Regions from separate parts of the Homo sapiens genome. Here region 2 is linked to region 1. A link is a loop called in an ENCODE intact Hi-C map of the cell type or tissue named here. Cell type or tissue: adrenal gland. All regions are shown on one strand. Each heading gives the region's core, and the rest is flanking DNA. Links, peaks and the distances in the headings are about the cores only.

What was found. Hi-C counts contacts between places; a loop is a spot of excess contacts. Peaks named below come from ENCODE experiments on the same cell type or tissue, not always from the same donor. Only the 100,000 strongest peaks of a DNase experiment are listed, where the experiment ranks them.
Region 2: a loop joins it to region 1, with 2.6 times the contacts of the local background. A loop is called at or near these places in 6 of 110 quality-filtered maps.

The regions. Positions count from the first base shown.
Region 1 is chr21:26,021,706-26,027,306 of GRCh38, reverse strand. APP (amyloid beta precursor protein) reads left to right here. Exons shown (of 18, transcript NM_000484.4): 6 at 5,265-5,467. Among named protein-coding and RNA genes, the nearest start is that of APP, 150 kb to the left of the region's middle. RefSeq lists an enhancer at 3,455-3,954. In adrenal gland, for the core only: no CTCF peak of the experiment used is centred there; no DNase peak of the experiment used is centred there.
Region 2 is chr21:26,151,880-26,157,480 of GRCh38, reverse strand. The region is part of intron 1 of APP (amyloid beta precursor protein); the gene reads left to right. LOC124900466 (a long non-coding RNA gene) reads left to right here and starts at 342. Exons shown (of 2, transcript XR_007067829.1): 1 at 342-5,601. In adrenal gland, for the core only: no CTCF peak of the experiment used is centred there; no DNase peak of the experiment used is centred there.

The DNA.
Region 1 (5,601 bases), core at 124-5,123:
TTCTGACTCTGGGAGCCTCTAGACTCTTTTTTCCCATTTTCATATCCACAGAGGAAGAGTCTGAACCTCTTCCTGCTGAGCTTTCCCCTGGTTGGTTGCATTTCAGGAACTGACATTGGTTGTCTTCCCTCTTCCCTCATCAGTGCAAGTAGGTTGGATCTCATGATAGTCCATATTCACATAACCATGAGAATCAGAGCTTTCTCTCTGTCATTTCCTCCCTGTTTATCTGTAGCAAGAAGAAAAAAGTCCGTCTTAACAGAGACTGTGAAAGAATAAATATAGACTTTATTGTTTTAGAGCAGTTTTAGGTTCACAGCAAAATTAGGCAGAAGGTACTGAGATTCTCCCATATACTCCCTGTTCATACACTTGCACAGCCTCTCCCATTATCAGCGTCCCCCTTAGAGCGATTTGTTACAATCAGTGAACCTACACTGACACCATTATTATCACCCAAAGTCCATAGTTTACATTAGCATTCTCTCAGCATTGTTTATTCTGTGAGTTTGGAAAACTGTCTAATGACATGTACCCACCATTGTAGTGTCATACTGAGTACTTTTACTATCCCCCAAATCCTCTGTGTTCCTCCTGTTCGACCCTCTCTTGCCTTTAACCTTTCCAAGCCACTGATCTGTTACTGTCTATAATTTTGCCATTTCTAGAATGTCATATGGCTTTCTTAGAAAATACAAATGGTGACTTTTTTGGCATGACTTTAATAAACAGAAATGAAAATTGGTGTGTGAATCAAAATCTTTCACTCTGTAAAGGGACTTATCAGGCGGCACCTGCATGTGGAATTATATCAAGGTCAGCTTTAGTTAGAAACAGAAGGAGAGTCACCTTTGTGATGTCATTTCTCCTTCATCCAAGTAAAATCTCGCATGCTGACACATAAAATTTTATCATCAGTGATTTATTTCCTCGTAGGAATGTCCCTTTGACCTTATTAAATTCAGATACTCTGGGGATGGTCAGCATTTTCAGATGGTTCCCTTGTTCTGTAAAAATGTTTGTTATTGGTGTTTAAAAGCTGTAAAAGCCACCCACTATAAATTGATAGCCACTAAAGTCTGCGAATGTGGTATGAATGTTCCACTATGTTGCCAAGCGTTTATTTTATTGTGAGTTGTTATTTGATTGTTTGTAAGGAAATTGTTTTATGATGCTCAGCTTTATATTTCCATAAACTGTTCCTCCCTTGCAACTCCTTAAACTGTGATGAGCTTTTCAAAACAAGTCCACAGGACAACAGTCTGTCCAGCATTTGAAGAAGTGGTGGAAAAGTCATTTTTTTCCTTTCAGTGTTTCTAGCTGTTCATGAAAACTGCAGTTAAAAGTTGTAATGTTGTTGTGTTTGGCATTCTTTGGGAAGATGCAGCATTATTCAAACAAAACCGTGTGCTCTTGTTTTAAATAGTGTCCAAATGAATAATTGAATTCATGGACATCTAAATTTAATTCCAGAAATCAAAGCTATGGTAATAAGAACTTGGACCTGAGTTCTCTTAGGCCAAGTAATTTAATTCCTTAGCCGGTTGAACTATTTATTACGTGTCTCCGTTCCTGGTTATTATGCCAGTAAATTGCTCAGGCAGATGCAGGGATGGATGATGGGCATATAATTCACTCTTTTTCACGGCTAGACACATACCAGAATGCAGATCACACTAAACAGCTGTTTTTACAAACATGGTTTCTATTCAGAGCTTTAAGGGCCACATCCAAGTAATAACAAAGAAGCCTGGAGAAGGAACCTGGGGATACCCAGGGTCATGTTTTCACCATCCCACCTGGAAACACGGTGCTGTCCAAACCCTGGATGGTACACTTGGACATCGTCATTCCAGTCATGGTTCAAGATCACGTGTATACATCATGATTTAAAGAGAATACTGGTTTGATTTTTCTTCCTGACTTTCCCTGAATTTTCCACTTAAATTGGAAAACAGCGCTAGTTAGTGCCCATGATTTGATTGAATAAGTAAGAGATCTCAAACACGGTAAATTAACTGATGACATGCATCAGGTCATCTTTCTTTGATTCACCAGTAATACAACAGTGAGATCCTACAGAAAAATGCAAAGGCAGAAGCTCAGGGCAGCTGAGCAACTGTTAAGGATTCTTTTGAAATGTAGCCCCACGTAGTAAACTTTCGTGCAATAATTTGGGCAGTCAAAAAAAAAAGTCAGTTATTTCACCTCATTTATTTCTACGAGGAGATAAAGGCTTCCAACATCTGATTTTCAGTGCCAGTGTTTTCTGTTTCTCTTTTCACCTATTTCGTCCTAGTCTTGTGGAAATGTTACAATAACTGATTAGGATTTTCTCTGTATTAACACTTCATTTATTAACATATGAGTAAGTTGCTATTAATAAATTATTCTGCTTAATCAGTTTCTTTTTATTCTTTAGCCACATGCTAAACTTCTTCGGATGTCTTCACTTAATATCCTTACATCATATTTAATCAGAGTTAGAAAGGCGTTCCACTTGGGGGTCATACACATTTTTTTGAAACTTTTATAAACGCCCTTTATACTATTCTTGTATCCTACGTAATCAGAGTCAGGTGTTCCATGGGGATCATACACATCTTTATACAACTTGTGTAACACATGCTTTAAATCCTGAGGTAATCAGAGAATTCCTGCCATTGATGGATTAATCTCTTTACATATCTTTCCCTTTCACTCTCAGCAAAACTACTTATGGCGGTCCTGTTAGACTTTGAAAGCCTTTCAGGTTTATGGAGGAGTCTTCCTTTCTATTGTCGTAGATCATGGAATCATAGTGTTCGCTTGTCTCACGTGTTTGGAATCTGATTTCCTACATAATGCTGTGCTCTCACTACGAGTCCAAGGCTTCCTGTGGCTACAAATCCCGGGTTCCTATCACTTTTCCCAATGATGAGCTTCTCCTTGTTGGCCAGAATCAGCTCTGTGGTAATAATTCCCTTCTGCTTTCTCCCTCTCGCTTTTTTTTTTCCTTCTGGGTACATTATAATGTCAGCATAGCAGCTTTTAATTCTATTACTATGGTACTTCTCGAATAGACCTGTGGTAGTTGCCCCAGAAAGGTTGAAACCCCCTGCCACATCTAGGTCTTTCTCCTGTATTGGTTTTGTGATCTGATCAAGGACATCTATTCCTCTAGTCCTGCTAGGTGGTATACGATAGGCTTTTACTATTAGATATTCAAATGCTGTCAACCATGCCTGCCTTGACAGGTACATGATTTCCACAAGGATTTCCTAATAGGCCTTTTTAATTTTGTTCTAGACATGCCCTTCTTTTGCCATCCAAATTTGCTTATTTTTTACAAACTATGATGCATCAGCATGTAAATGTTTAATACCATAAATATTTCTGATCCTCTTCCCAATTTCACTGAGTTACTGGTTATCTCTTGCCATTATTCTCAGCATATTGCAGTGGATCTCAGAATATTTTCCCCTGACCACCAGCATCAGTATTACCTGGGAATTTGAAATGCACATTCTCAGGCCCCACCAAGGCCTCATGATTCAGAAACTCTGGAGCTGCATTAGAAACTGCCACAGGCACCTGGTGATCTGTGTTGGTTTTTGTTTGTTTTTAAGGAGACAGTGTCTTTGTCTCCCTGGCTGGAATGCAGTGATGCAGTCATAGCTCACAGCAGCCTCGAACTCCTGGGCTCAAGCAATCCTCCCGCCCCAGCCTTCTGAGTAGCTGGAACTACAGGTGCACACCACCATGCCTGGCTGGTTTTTGTTTGTTTTTAAGGAGGCAGTGTCTTTGTCTCCCTAGCTGGAATGCAGTGATGCAGTCATAGCTCACAGCAGCCTCGAACTCCTGGGCTCAAGCAATCCTCCCGCCCCAGCCTTCTGAGTAGCTGGAACTACAGGTGCACACCACCATGCCTGGCTTTTTTTTTTTTTTTTTTTTAATTTTTTTGGAGACAGGGTCTCACCGTGTGGCCCAGGCTGGTCTCAAACTCCTGGCCTCTAGGTTTTTTCCCACCTCAGCCTTCCACAGTGCTGGGATTACAGGCATGAGCCACCACATTTAGCAGGTAGGTGATCTGTGTTTCAATAAGCCTTCCAGGTGATTCTGATGCTCACTGAAATTTGAGAACCACTGAAATATTTGGTTTTCTACAAAACATAAGCAGTTAGTAACCATAGGGTACGCAACTAAATAGTTCCAGCAGGCATCCCTGACCACAGGGCATTGCAGATTTACTTAAGTCAGTTTCATCTTCCACCTGTGTGAGTTCCAGCAGGCATCCCTGACCACAGGGCATTGCAGGTTTACTTAAGTCAGTTTCATCTTCCACCTGTGTGAGTTCCAGCAGGCATCCCTGACCACAGGGCATTGCAGGTTTACTTAAGTCAGTTTCATCTTCCACCTGTGTGAGTTCCAGCAGGCATCCCTGACCACAGGGCATTGCAGGTTTACTTAAGTCAGCTTCATCTTCCACCTGTGTGTCCAGTTTAAGCTCTCAGTTGCAGTTTTTAAACCAATTTCCACCAGCATATACTGAGTATCCGCTACCGTGCAATGCGTTGCGGCTCTTGTATGTGCACTATGAGAAGTAATTCCCATAATACGGCAAACTCAGTTTTGATATCCACCACCCCACTTTTTATAATGGACTACATTTTTCAGAGCAGTTTTAGGTTTACAAAGAATTCAAGCAGAAACTACAAAAAGTTCCCTCTACCTCTCACTTCCCCACTCCCCAACAGTTTCCCCTGGATTAACATTTTGCCTTAGTATGGTACGTTTGAACCAATATCGATACACTATTATTAACCAGTATTCCTGTTTTAACATGAGAGGCGACTTTTTGTGTAGTATAGTCTCTTGGTTTTGACAAATGCTTAATGCTGTGTATCTATTATTACTTATGACAGTATCGTGCAGAGTAGTTTCTAAAAATCCTCTCTACTCCACCTATTCATCCCTTCCCCACTCCCCCTGAACCACTGGCAACCGCTGATCTTTTTATTGTCTCCGTAATTTTCCCTTTTCCAGAATGTCCTGTGGTTAGACTCATGGCATCCCCTTTTAGCAACTGCAGAAACTAAGAACTGTCCCCAAGGATAAAAATTTTTGCAGACCCACTGAGCTGGGATTTATACTTAGACCTGCTGAATTGAAGTTTTGGGTGTGTTTCTTCTCAAATTGCCAAAATTCCATATGGACGACTTTTCTTTTCCTTCCCTGAAATGTGTTTAATTGACTTTTTCTGTTATTTGTGTTTGCCTTCACAGTGAAGACAAAGTAGTAGAAGTAGCAGAGGAGGAAGAAGTGGCTGAGGTGGAAGAAGAAGAAGCCGATGATGACGAGGACGATGAGGATGGTGATGAGGTAGAGGAAGAGGCTGAGGAACCCTACGAAGAAGCCACAGAGAGAACCACCAGCATTGCCACCACCACCACCACCACCACAGAGTCTGTGGAAGAGGTGGTTCGAGGTAATCCACCATTTGCTTGGATTCCCCCCACCCCCAAGGAAAAGAAAGCGTAATACCAGAGTTGGAAATATCCACCCTAGCACCACTGCCTTCCCCAATCAAAAACATGTTTTTTTTTCCAAAAGGCTTCTTAT
Region 2 (5,601 bases), core at 410-5,409, 130 kb before region 1:
GAAATGTCTAAAATATGATTCCTCAGAAGCTGCTCTTGGTTTTACTTTCTGCTGTTGGTTTTACTTTCTAACATTTCATTTTGATCCCGCAGTTTTAAGAGTAATCAAAAAGGCCGGGCACGGTGGCTCACACCTGTAATCCCAGCACTTCGGGAGACTGAGGTGGGTGGATCACTTGAGGTCAGGAGTTCAAGGCCAGCCTGGCCAACATGGTGAAACCCCGTCTCTACAAAAAATACAAAAATCAGCCGAGCGTGGTGGTGCATGCCTGTAGTCTCAGTTACTCGGGAGGCTGAGACAGGAGAATCCCTTGAACCCAGGAGGCGGAGGTTGCAGTGAGCCGAGATCATACCACTGCATTCCAGCCTGGGCAACAGAGCCAGACTCTGTCTCAAAAAAAAAGAGTAATCAAAAAGCTACATTATTTAAATCTTGGCATGTCTTTAAAAAATGTTAAACTGTCAGGAAAATTATCACTTCTGGATACCACCTTCAGAAAAACACATGAAAATTTGTGCATGTCTCAAATAGTTGTTAATTTATGAAAAATTAGAAAGAGTGTTTGAATGTATATTTCTGTCATATTATATTGCTCATATTTTTAAATTATACTTTTTTTCACCCGTGAAGCCCATATAGTTAAGTTTGAAAATTTTAATTATATTAGAATTTGAAAATTAAATAAATCTCCTTTAATTCATGCATAATTTTCTAATAGTCATATAGTTTGTATTATATAATTTGAGAAACTTGGTTCTAAAAAAATTGTCTGCCAAAGAATGTATATTTCTGAATTCTGTTCTGCTTTCATACATCTGAAAATATTTGAGCTATCATAACTGGCTATGCTTCAAACCCAGTCTGAAATGGGTGACCTTTGCTGGCTTTGGATTGCAGAGCTGGGGGCTGTTGTTTGCTTTATCTGATTTAAAATAGTCAGTAGTTTATTTTGCAGGCAGTTAGATGTATACCTTTGCATAAAATCATTGAACTGAAAAGGTTGGCACTCCAAGAATACGTTGTGAGAAAAGAGAACTTGAGTACTCACTCTCGACTCACCTGAATCTTATTAATATTTTATTGATTAATATCTGTTGTATTTTTAAGTAAATAAGCTCTCTAGAAACTATCTCTGCTTCTTTGTTCATTTAAAATATATTAAACAAATTGATACAGATTGCAAAAATTAGTTGCAACGTTCCTAGTTAGATATCAATGAAATAAAAATGGTCTATTCATACGAGTTCATTTTAGTTATTCCTACTAATATCAAATGTGTTTTAAAAAATGGGAGATTATAATCTTTTTATGAAGTAAGATAAATTATTACTTTGTATATTTAATTCAAAGAAAACAAAAAGGCCACAAGTGCCTGCATAAAGGCACATCCACTTAGGATTATTGTTAAGGCCTACAGTTGATAATTAGGATTCAGGCATAGCATAAATGAAGTGGTATCTTTTTTTTTTTTTTTTTTTTTGAGACGAAGTCTCGCTCTGTTGTCCAGGCTGGAGTGCAGTGGCACGGTCTCGGCTCACTGCAAGCTCTGCCTCCCTCCTGGGTTCACGCCATTCTCCTCCCTCAGCCTCCCGAGTAGCTGGGACTACAGGCTTCCGCCACCACTCCCAGCTACGTTTTTTTGTATTTTTGGTAGAGACAGGGTTTCACCATGTTAGCCAGGATGGTCTTGATCTCCTGACCTCATGATCCACCCGTCTCGGCCTCCCAAAGTGCTGGGATTACAGGCATGAGCCACCGCGCCCAGCCAGATATCAATTATTTTTAGACCCAATGATATTTGCTGTTGATTTATTGTTGGTGCACAAAATAAGAAAACAAAAGCATGGTTTTAAAACAGCCCTTTACACATTTAATATGGAAATGGTAACCTACAGGTCTGTATTCCATACAGATTCCTGGGCTCATTTTATCTGTGAATTCCTCTGGGCGTCATGCATGCCCAGGACTGACTTTAAAGCAGAATTATCCAGTAGAGGTATAATAGGACCGTTAGATCTAATTTAAAGTTTTCAAGTAGCCACATAAAAAAATAAGCAGGCGAAATTAATTTTAGTCTGTCACTAAATTCAAAATGTTATTTCAACAGGGGGTCAATATAAAAGCTATTTATGAAATACATTATTTTTTCATATTATGTCTTCAAAATGTTCACATTTCACATATTTATTTTTTATTTTATTATTACTATTTTTTTGAGACGGAGTCTCACTCAGTCGGTTGCCCAGGCTAGAGTGCAATCTAGCTTGCTCATTGCAATCTTGGCTCATTGCAACCTCCACCTCCTGGGTTCAAGCAGTTTTCCTGCCTCAGCCTCCTGAGTAGCTGGGATTACAGGCGTGTGCCATCACACCCAGCTAATTTTTTTATTTTTGGTAGGGATGAGATTTCACCATGTTGGCCAGGCTGGTCTTGAACTCCTGACCTCAAGTGACTTGCCGCTTTGGCCTCCCAAAGTGCCGGGATTACAGTTGTGAGCCACCGCACCTGATTACATATTTCACATATTTTAATTCAGACCAGCTGCATGTCAAGTACTTAGTAGCCACAGATGGCTAGTGGTTACTGTATTGGACAGTGCAGCTCTAGGAGAGTCTCTTCAACCTGCAGCTGTCTAGGAAGAGAATCATAGTTTCTGGAACAGGTAGAATCTATAAGACCTCCTTTTTAAGCTTCTCCACTTTACAGATGAAGAAAGTAATATCTGGAGATGTTGAGTTGTTCAAAATCACCCACATTTTAAGGATCAAGAGCCCAGTCCCTGTTCTCTAACTTCTAATCTCTTTCTTCATCACTTTTTCTGCTTCATGTTGCTGCATCCCCTTTAGTTACTAAGGTACTAACGTTAGGTTGTTGCTATCAGTTAAATATTAAGCCAGGAGCTTTAAGACAATCTGGCCCACTTGAAGGCATGGCCTGATTTGGACAAAACTTGTGGGGTAGGATGAATAGAGTTACCAGGCATATCTTCAACCTCTCTGTGGACTAGTATTATACATATATGAGATGATGTAGGGTCCAGTGATCAGTTCATCTTTTTCTATTGTGAGCACTGTTGGAATAGGAATGGGGGGACCTTTTGGGACCCAGGATATGTGATTCTGAACCCTGAAATGTCAGATGCCCACTAAAAGGAAGGGGAGAGATGGACCTGTCATTACCTTACACATTTTATTGTCTGTATGGGTATGTAAACATGTACAGATTATAAGGAATTGCACTTCATTTCTGGGCTTCTGGAAACACAGGTATTAAGATTTCATTTACCTCCCCTTGTTTTGGAAGGCTTATTGTGTGTGTGCCCATAGTTCTTACCCAGTTACACTTAAAGTATGATACTTTTTGACAGCTTAAGCCTATTGCATTCCTGGCATGTAAAATAGTTATTTTCAGAATGTAAGCAAATGTGGAAAGCTTACTGCCTGACATGGAGGGTTGGAGAAGTGGGATTGGTGTTCTTTTGTTGTAAACTCATTTTTGTGAAATATTTGCTTTACAACGTGAAGCATGCATGATGGATGAACTTTTAGAATTGAAAGTTATTTTTCATTTCATTCCTGAAATATTTACCAGCATGGATGTTGACTGAGTGCTTTGAAGAGTTTGCTTAGTCATATAACTTAGGTTTTATGATTTTAGATTTAATTAAACTTAAAGTTTTCCTGTTTGATCCTCAGGACTTCTCATCTGTGGCAAGGCTTTACTCACAAAGGAAATATCAACCTTGAAGTTAAGCATGCCCTGTGTTTCTTTATATTCTGATGAAAACGATTGAAGTTTGCCAGTGCTGTGTCTGGGACAATGCTTAGAGGATTCATGGCTTGTAGGAATGAGTTAAAAGTACAAGGATATTGGCTGGCATGGTGACTGTCGCCTGTAGTCCCAAAACTTTGAGAGTCTGAGGTCAGAGGATTGCTTGAGCTCAGGAGTTTGAGACAAGCCTGGGCAGCATAAGGAGATCCCATCTCTATGTTTTTTAAAAAAGTGAAAAACAACAACAACAACAAGGTACAGGGGTATCTGCGTTTCCTTAGGCAGCTGTCTTATATACCTTTAACCTTAAAAAAATCCACCATTTTTAAAACAGTGTTTTCTGTTGTTTTTCTTAGTAAATATAAACAATAGGAACTGAAGTTTAGGGCTTAAAATTTTTGAGAGAATAATTTTTATTTCAGTAGCTTTTGGGGTACAAGTGGTTTCTTGTTACTTAGTTGAATTACGTAGTGGTGAATTCTGAGATTTTAGTGCACTTAAGTAGGGTACCTTGTACCTAATGTCTAGTTTTTCTTTTAATCCCTAGTCCCCTATTACCCTCCTCCTCGTGAGTCTCTAAAGTCCAATATGTCCCTCTGTGTGCCTTTGCTTATTCCTAACTTAGTTCCCACTTATAAGAGAGAACATACGGTTTTTGGTTTTCCAATTCCTGAATTACTTTACTTAGAATAATGGCCTCCAGCTCTATCCAAGTTGTTGCAAAAGACATTATTTTGTTCCTTGTAATGGCTGAGTAGTAGTCCCTGATATATATATGCCACATCTTCTTTATCCTCTCATTAGTCAGTGGCCACTTAGGTTGGTTCTGCATCTTTGCATTTGTGAATTGTGGTCCTGTAAACATATGTGTACAAGTGTCTTTTTCATACAATGACTTCTTTTCCTCCGGGTAGATACCCAGTATTAAGATTGCTGGATCAAATGGTAGATCTACTTTTAACTCTTTAGGAAATCTCCATAATGTTTTCCATAGAGGTGGTACTAGTTTACATTCTGAGAGAATAATTTTTGTAAAATTATGTTTAAGCTAGATTTGGAATTGGGAAAGAATTACATTCTTTATAGGAAGCTTTTGAAAAATATATTTAAAAATATATAAAAATATGCATAATCCTACCACCCACAAATGTCTGTATTATTATGTCATTTCTAAACCATTTTTGAGATTATGCTATAGATTACGTTTTAGATCCTACATTTTATTTCTTAACATTAAATCTCATACTATTTTAAGTTCTTTGTACATGTAATGTTTACTGAATGGGTAAATCTGTTTAGGGAAACTGGAGCTATGTAGTTGTGGACTTGTGCTTTTGTTTTGTTTTGTTTTGTTTGTTTGTACATTTGCTTTTTAGAAATGTCTATTCAGATCCTTGGCCCATTTTTTTTTTTTTTTTTTTTTTTGAGATGGAGTCTTGCTCTGTCGCCCAGACTGGAGTGCAGTGGCGCGATCTCGGCTCACTGCAAGCTCCGCCTCCCGGGTTCACGCCATTCTCCCGCCTCAGCCTCCCGAGTAGCTGGGACTACGGGCGCCCGCCACCACGCCCGGCTAATTTTGTTTTTGTTTTGTATTTTTAGTAGAGATAGGGTTTCACCATGTTGGCCAGGATGGTCTTGATCTCCTGACCTCGTGATCCCCCCGCCTCGGCCTCCCAAAGTGCTGGGATTACAGGCGTGAGCCACCGTGCCCAGACAGACATGTGCTTTTTTATTTGGCATTTCTAGCCTGAACATAGGCTGGAAGTAGTGACTTAGAGAGGGATTGTTTGCCAAATATCAGGTAATATTTTAATTATTTATTATTTATTG